2 separate regions of the Homo sapiens genome follow, and region 1 is linked to region 2. The links are chromatin loops, found by intact Hi-C in ENCODE. Cell type or tissue: GM12878. All regions are shown on one strand. Region 1 has its middle 140 kb from the start of LINC02792. Region 2 has its middle 38 kb from the start of ADGRL4.

Region 1 (4,000 bases), 420 kb after region 2:
CACCCTACAGTGCTACAGAACAGGGGTCCCCAACCCTCGGGCTGTGGACCAGTACTGCTTCATGGCTTGTGAGGAATCGGGCCATACAGCAGGTGATGAGTGACAGATGAGCGAGCATTATTGTCTGTGAGATCGGCAGTGACATTAGATTCTCACAGGAGAACAAACCCTATTGTAAACTGCACGTGCAAGGGGATCGAGGTTGTGTGCTCCTTATAAGAATCTAATGCCTAACAGTTTCATCCCAAAACCATCTCCCCAACCCCTACCCACCCTGCCGTAGAAAAATTGTCTTCCACAAAACCAGTCCCTGGTACCAAAAACGTTGGGGATGCTATTATAGAACACTAGAAGCTATTACTCTTATCTAGCTGCAATTTTGTAGCTGTTAACCAACTCTTCCCTATTGTTTCCTGCCCCCTACCCTTCCTACCCTCTAATACCTACAATTCTTCTCTGTTTGGTAAGCAGGAGATCCCCAGCAGTCCTCATTCCCTCCACGGACACCTGCAATTCTACCTAAATGAGATGCCATTGCTAATTTCACTGCTCAAGCGTATGGACTCATTATTGTCTACTCTAACTGACAAATGCACATTTTAAAATGTTTCGCAGCCTCTAGTCTGTTTCTGCTCCAATCTACATAACTTGATGTTGCCAGATAGATAATCTGAACACAAAACTCTGATCAGGCACTTCCCTACCCTCAACTGAAAAATCTTCGATGATTCCCCATTGCTAACTGAAAACATTTCCAACTCCCTTAATTGAATAAAAGCTCTTTAAAAGCTCTCGCCGAGCTGTTTTTCCAGACTTACCTCCCACTCTTCTTTTTCTTGTACTCTATACTATAGCCAGAATGGAGTATTTGCATATCCTTGTGCATTTCTAGCTACATTATTTCCAAACTTGGTGATTCTACTATACTTTTCCCTGTGTACAATGCCCTTTCCACTATCTCCACAATCAACACAACTTCCAAGTTTCATATGCCACATCAAGATGTGCCTGAACTTTCCAGGCAGAAATATCTCGCTTTTCACTTAACTCTCCTAAATGGGCAAGTGGTTATTTCTAACTTACATTGTAATTTCAGAAAACCATTCTTAGGTTTTCTACTTTATGTGAGTCCCCTATCCTATTGCCTGTAACTTCTTATTACTCACAATGCACTTTTTTCTCTTCTCATAATTACTTAATTAATATTTCATAATAAAAAGTAAATTATATAGGGATGTAAATATACGTGAATACCACTATTGCTAAGTCTAAAAAAAAGTAGTAACACCATACATAAATGTAAAAGTAGTAACACCATACATACAGACTTTGGTCAAAGATGCTGTGGGAGAGAAGGAATTAAAAGGAGGAGAAAGAAGAATTGGAACCTTTGTCCTCAAGCTCTTGCTATGTGCTATTACCACAATCACGGCTTTATCTACTGTTTTCAGAAAAACTCAGTCAGGTATGAAAAATAAGACTCCAAGTGGCTACAGAACATAAAACAGGTGACTGCCATAGCCAAGAATTAGACCAATTGCCACTTACCTTCAAAACTAGTTTTCTTGCCCAAAATACTGAAAAACTGACTGAGATTCCCTAGACAGTGGGGATTAACATATCTGAGGACCAGTTATTTCAATATAATATTGTTAATAAAGCACAATCTTGACAAGCTGAGTCTCCAAAATTTCAGTACTCGGTGACTTCCATTTTAGTTAACAGACTTATTTTACATTTAAACTACAATAAAATGAAAGCAGTGTTCAGGATTCAATGCAACATCCATTGACTATTGTACAAAACTTTTTTAACCTAAAAAATACAGTTGTATCTGAAAACAACAGCAATGGTCCAGCAATTATATATTTTTTCAATAATAGATTTTATGTTTAGAGTAGACATTAGGTGTCCTGCACCCATCTAAGAAATACCTGAGTATTATTCAACAAACATCTGTTATGCTTACAGCTTGAGAAATGACAGTTGATATTGAAAATATGTCAACTCTCTTAACATCATCAAGAGCAGAATTCTTAACCAGTGGATGTTATCAATAACATGGAATGCTTCTTCTTTGAGAATGAAAGTTATATGGTCAGCTTTGGCTGTTTCACTGTTGATGAAACTCTGGGCAGCCAATGTGTCACTGAGGGGATGACAGTACTCTTAAGAAGGAAGTTACCAAAAGTGAACTGATTCCCCTTGTGACAAATACAGTGATGGAGCAGATGAGGTAAACTTACAACTTTTATGGTTTCTCTGTTTCTATTTCAGGTGCTTAAGTGTCCGAGAAGCTGAAGCCCATGCTTGCCCTTGAATCTCTTCTGTGTTTTTCTCTGTTCCTCAGTGGTCTCTAAAATAAAACTAATCTCAGTGCTGGTTTTAGAAAACCTGATATTGAGGTTCAGCAGGGACTGCTAGATGGTTTCCTGTTCAACATTTTCAATAAGGAATACATACATAGGGTAAAAGTTAAAAACAAAAATCAAAATTTTTCCAGTACATTAAGCTATGCTATGACAGGTGAAAGTTTCTCTCTACCTCCAAAACCTCAGTCCCTTTTGCCTTAGACTGTTTCTCGTTAACTGTATTGAGGATTTGATGTTTTAGTGTTGTTCTACCTGCAGTTATCAACAATGTGCTTTATTAACATGTTTTAACTGTTAGTCATTCTAAGATGTGCTAAAAATTATAGCCCACGAGCAACAGTATCAAGAGGATTCCTTTTTTTTTTTTTTTTGAGACAGAGTCTCGCTCTGTCACCAGGCTGGATGGCAGTGGCGCCATCTCAGCTTACTGAAACCTCCAACTCTCAAGGGGTTTCTTGTTTATGTTTTACTCAATGGTATTTTAAAATTTAGTTTTGTGAATTATTTCGTTCAATCCTTGTAAAACACCAAGAGATAATTATCTCAATTTTTAACTATGAGGAGGTTGAAATTAAGACACCGAAAATAACTTGCATAGAGTCACACCAGTAAGATATGAGTTAGAGAAGCCAGGACTCAAATCTGTCTGACTCCACTGAATGATGTTCTAAAGCATTGCTCTATATGGTATTGCCTTTATGTAGCCTTGAAAATTTAAATTATAGTGATTCTTGGATTTCCACCAGAAACCCAGCTTCAAATTCATCAACTGAGCTGTTTGCCTACACATGTTCATACAAATGTGCTTTCAGTCCAGCCCCCATTCCTAAGGCTGCCAGATTTAGCAAATAAAAAGTCAGGCCGGGCGCGGTGGCTCACGCCTGTAATCCCAGCACTTTGGAGGCCGAGGTGGGCGGATCACAAGGTCAGAAGTTTGAGACCAGCCTGACCAACATGGTGAAACCCTGTCTCTACTAAAAATACAAAAATTAGCCAGGTGTGGTGGCACGTGCGTGTAATCCCAGCTACTCAGGAAGCTGAGGCAGGAGAATTGCTTGAACCCAGGAGGCAGAGGTTGCAGTGAGCCTAGACTCCAGCCTGGGTGACAGAACGAGACTCCATCTCAAAAAAAAAAAAAAAAAAAAAAGTCAGGATGGTTGGTTAAATTTTAATTGCAAATAGACAACAAAAACTTTTCTAGTCTAAGTGTACCCCAACCAAAATAGCGAGAGTGGACATTCACTGGGCAAGTACCATGCAATCTTTGGTAGATAGCTATACTAAAAAGTATTCATTGTTCATGTGAAATTAGAATATAACTGGATGTCTTATGTTTTGCCTAATAATCCTACCCATTCCACTTCTTTTGGGTTTCAGTGCTTTGATATTTAACATACAATCCAAGAATTGCCATTCCCATGAAAGTAACTGTAACCCTCATACCTTATACTTTCTTCACTTTCTGTTTTCCTCAGTACATTGTTTTCTATTCTGAAAAATACAAAAACAAAAAACTGGCATTGGAAGACTTGTGTTCTGTTACAATTTGAAAAATTGTGCAGGGTCAGAGGGATGCCGTTTAGTAAAGGATGTCTGGCCATAATTGATGTCTTCATAGCAGTTGTGAT
Region 2 (4,000 bases):
AGCCAAATACAGGAAGTCAAATACCACATATTTTCACTTATATGTGGAACCTAAAACAATAGAAGTCACAGAACCAAAAAGTAGGATGGTAGTTACTAGCAACTGGGCTGTGGGGGAATGGGAGGATTACAGTCAAAGGGTACAAAGCCTCAGTAAGGAGGGATATGTTTTATTTTTTTTTAGGTGAATTGCACAGCTTGGTGAATATAGCTGATAATTGAGTCCTTTATGTTTCAATGTTGCTGAGAGTAAATTTCTAATGTGTTCGTCAACAAATGTTAAATATTTGAAGTTAATTAGCTTAATTTACTCTTTCCATGTTGTATTAAAAAAGCGGAACACCACTTCTATAATTATATGCAACTGTAATTTGTGTATAATAAAAATAAAAATTAGAAAATCTAAGTGCATGTGCTGACCTGGATGTTTCTAAAGAGAGCCTTCAGAGCTGTCATGACATTATAAAAAATAGTGACTCATTTTAGCTTAAAAAGAGGCATATTATTCAATACCTTGCAGATTTATACTGAAAAATATTTAAACATATGAGAAACAAATATTTGGTATCTGTTAAGATATTTGAATAAAATAAATTGGATTTACTGTAAAATAAATAAGGCTTCAGAAAATGATATAGGTTGCAAAAATATATAATTGTGTCAATTGACTGAAATGCATCAAATAGCAGGTGTGACAACTGATAGCTAAAATGATATTTAACAGAAATTCGTATGATAGAATTTCATTTTTTCTTTCCCATTTCGTCATCAAAAATACACGATAGATAGAATAAAATGAAAACAGATGAAATGAATTTCCGCATGGGTTATGCAAAGTTGCATCTCCTCAGTGAAATCTTAGGAAGTCCCGAATTCATTCCTGTGATTATGACTGGAATGTGCAGAATCTGTGAATTACTTCTTCATTCTGCCAACTGACAAACTGCTCCAAGTGATGGAACACAAGGCAAAGGGAGGCAAGTTTGTTGATTAAGGCATCAGGAATTTTTTCCTTGCTCTCTGCTCTGCACCCCCTCCCCTCCTCATTTCCCTTTCTTTTTCTTTCTCCCTCCTTCTCTCCCTCCCTTTCTTCTTTTCAGTTCACTTCATGGTTTTAAAAGTTCCAGTTCCCTCAAAAACTATTATTCTGACATTTTATTTTCACAAATCTTGTCAAACATAGGTGTTAAAATGCAGTACATATGTTCACCCTGTTCTGAATTTAGTTTCCTAAAATAAGGAATAGAGTCCAGAGTAAGTTTAAAGTTGCACTAGAAAGTTTATTTATTTGTTAGCATTTGTTATCAACTCTTTCCTCAGTCTGTATGCTAATAGTCTTGTGACAGTTATACATTATTTGATGTCACCCAATGACAAAAGGAAAATTTACAACTCGTTATTAACTTTCTACATTGAATTTATTAAAAGAGGTACATAACTTTTATTGTGTCTTAATTTGTGGTAGTCTTTCAGCTACCTGAAGTTTATTTAAATGTATTATTTTTCACCAGGAAATCAGTAGTAGAACAGTTTCAAGAGGTAGCATTAAAATGTCTTTGACATATAAATGGTACAGTCTGTATTGCTGTACTTCAAATTTCATGAACTGTATCAAAGCTGGTAACATATGACATGAACATTCAGAAATACAGCTACAGATCATTTTCCTAAAATGTTTATTTTACATATCTTAACGTAGCTCATGAATGTTTATTTTGAATCAAAGAAACGTTATTTTATCTAAAAACAATTGCTACTAATTGTATGAGTACATTTTTATTAAGGGAATTCATGGCTTTAAAATAAAATGTGAATGTGACTAAACTAGATTCTTGCCAACTCTAGAAGTTTTACGGATATAATATGATTTATTTACTCACGTTTAAATCCAGAGAAAAAAACACTAATACTTTTAAATGTCATATAATAATTATATGGTTTTTTTTTAGATGTGCTATTTGAAATATAAGTAGAACTTGCTAAGGAGAAGTGCCGAATATCTAAAAACTTCAGTGAATAATTATTTTAACACCATTTGTTAAAAATATTTAATGAAAACTAAATACGTTTAATTTTCTTGCTTTTATATATTAATAAGTGAAATAAAGCACTTTAATCTCTGTATTTTAATCTTTTAACTCATGGAAAATTTTATTTTTAATATAAATAAACATGCTCTATGATCAGTGACTTTTTTCATGTGTCAGAAAGATGTTTTAAGTGAAACGGGAAAAGTTTGCTTGTCCCCCTACAGGGTTTGAGGCAGGGTGTGTGGCTCGCTTCTTCAGTGCTACGCTGCTCAGACCTCTAGGGGAGCATACAGATGGTCAGGCTGTGCGGCTCCGACCCCATGGCACTGTCTAGGGTTGAGTGTTTACAGCTCCTGAACCCCCAGTGGGCATGTATTACTGGGCGCTCTCTTAGTCTGCCATCTATAGGCAGCTTGTGTTAACCAGCTCAATTAGACCCTCTACCTTGTCACAAGAACAGAGGGCTTTCTGTATCCTGGGTTCTTGCCTTGGTGTATGGGAAGAATCAGATCACATACATGTGGGCTTGGAGAATGAGTCCAAAGTTTCATTGAGTGGGAGTAGCTCTCCGACGATAGGGGAGCCAGAAGGGAGATGGTTTTCCCTCAGAGTTGAGTCATTTGGCAGCCCCAGCTTTCCTCTGACTGCCCCGGCCAAACTCCGCCTCATGCCGGCCTTCGAAGGCCTGCCAGTGTACCCTCGTCTGTTAGTGTGCTTTTCTGCCAGCGTGCTCCCATTGACGTCCTCTCGACGTCCAGCCTCTTGTGTCTTCTGCCAAACTGTTTCTCTGTCTCTGCCAGCTGCCTCTGTCTCTGCCTTGGTAGGGTCTCGGGATTTTATAGGCCCAGGATGGGGACGTGGTGGGCCAGGGTGGTCTTGGGAAATGCAACATTTAGGCGAAATGGCAGGACTGCCTGTCCTCACCTAGGTCCGTGGGGGTGGAGCCCTAGCCAGGGACCACGCCCTGCTACACCCAGCGCTTCCCTTCCCTCCTTCTGTATCATTTAAAGGGACCATGCTCTTCCATTTCCAGCACTCCCGTATCATAAGGAATTCTGAAATTCTTTTTTTCTCTTGAAATTAAAAAATAATCTGGACTTCAGTATCAATTGAACACCTTATGGTTTTATTCTTGACGCTTATAACCTTAATTGGCATTAGTGGTTTTTTCTGTAAAATGGGATAGTAATGTCTGTTCTACCATTCTCACACCACAGCTTTTTAGGGGGAGGTGGAGATGTTGAAGACAATTTGAGCTAATGGCTATAAAATAATGTTTGACTCATAAAAGTACAATTTGCTATCAGTATTGTTATGTTATTTGTGATTTATAAAACAACATTGATTTTTTATTTTGAAAATAAATATGAAAATGTATAGCTAAATAGAAAATTGGGGGATCTATAATCCAATCCATATATTTCACAGACCAACAGAAACCAAATGAAGGATGTATGAAGTGATTAGAACCCCAAATGGATTACCTACTTCAGCATACACTCCACTTACCATTATGCATTGGTTTGTGTGCCAATTCATTACTTTATTTTTGCCAACAGATTTTCATTAAGATTCAAATCTATCAGTTTGAATGTTCTTAGCATAAAGAAAAAACTAAATATTTAAGGTGAAGAATATCCCAATTACCCTGATTTGATCTTTATATATTACATGAATATATCTAATTATCACATGTACTCCAAAAATATGTACATGTATTATGTATCAATAAAAAGGTTAAATTATCTGATAAATCTATATATTTTACTTGGTTTATGCAGGGTGGATTAACTACCAAAGACTGCATTAAAGTTGGATGAAAATGTAATCTGGTTAAATTGGCCCAAAATATTAATCACTACCATTAGCACAGTAATCCATTATATTAGTATAAAGCTTTGTGTGACAGTGCAACTTTCACATAAATCTTTAGTCAATCTTGGCAACAATAGTACAAGATAGAAATTATCA

Evidence for each region. Hi-C counts contacts between places; a loop is a spot of excess contacts. Peaks named below come from ENCODE experiments on the same cell type or tissue, not always from the same donor. Only the 100,000 strongest peaks of a DNase experiment are listed, where the experiment ranks them.
Region 1: a loop joins it to region 2, with 2.1 times the contacts of the local background. A loop is called at or near these places in 1 of 110 quality-filtered maps.

The regions. Positions count from the first base shown.
Region 1 is chr1:79,458,727-79,462,726 of GRCh38, forward strand. No RefSeq gene overlaps it. Among named protein-coding and RNA genes, the nearest start is that of LINC02792, 140 kb to the left of the region's middle. RefSeq lists an enhancer at 2,773-2,822. In GM12878, no CTCF peak of the experiment used is centred here; a DNase peak (open chromatin) is centred at 2,265; H3K4me3 peaks cover 626 bases; H3K27ac peaks cover 1,026 bases.
Region 2 is chr1:79,042,775-79,046,774 of GRCh38, forward strand. No RefSeq gene overlaps it. Among named protein-coding and RNA genes, the nearest start is that of ADGRL4, 38 kb to the left of the region's middle. In GM12878, a CTCF peak has its summit at 2,428 (motif pointing left); no DNase peak of the experiment used is centred here.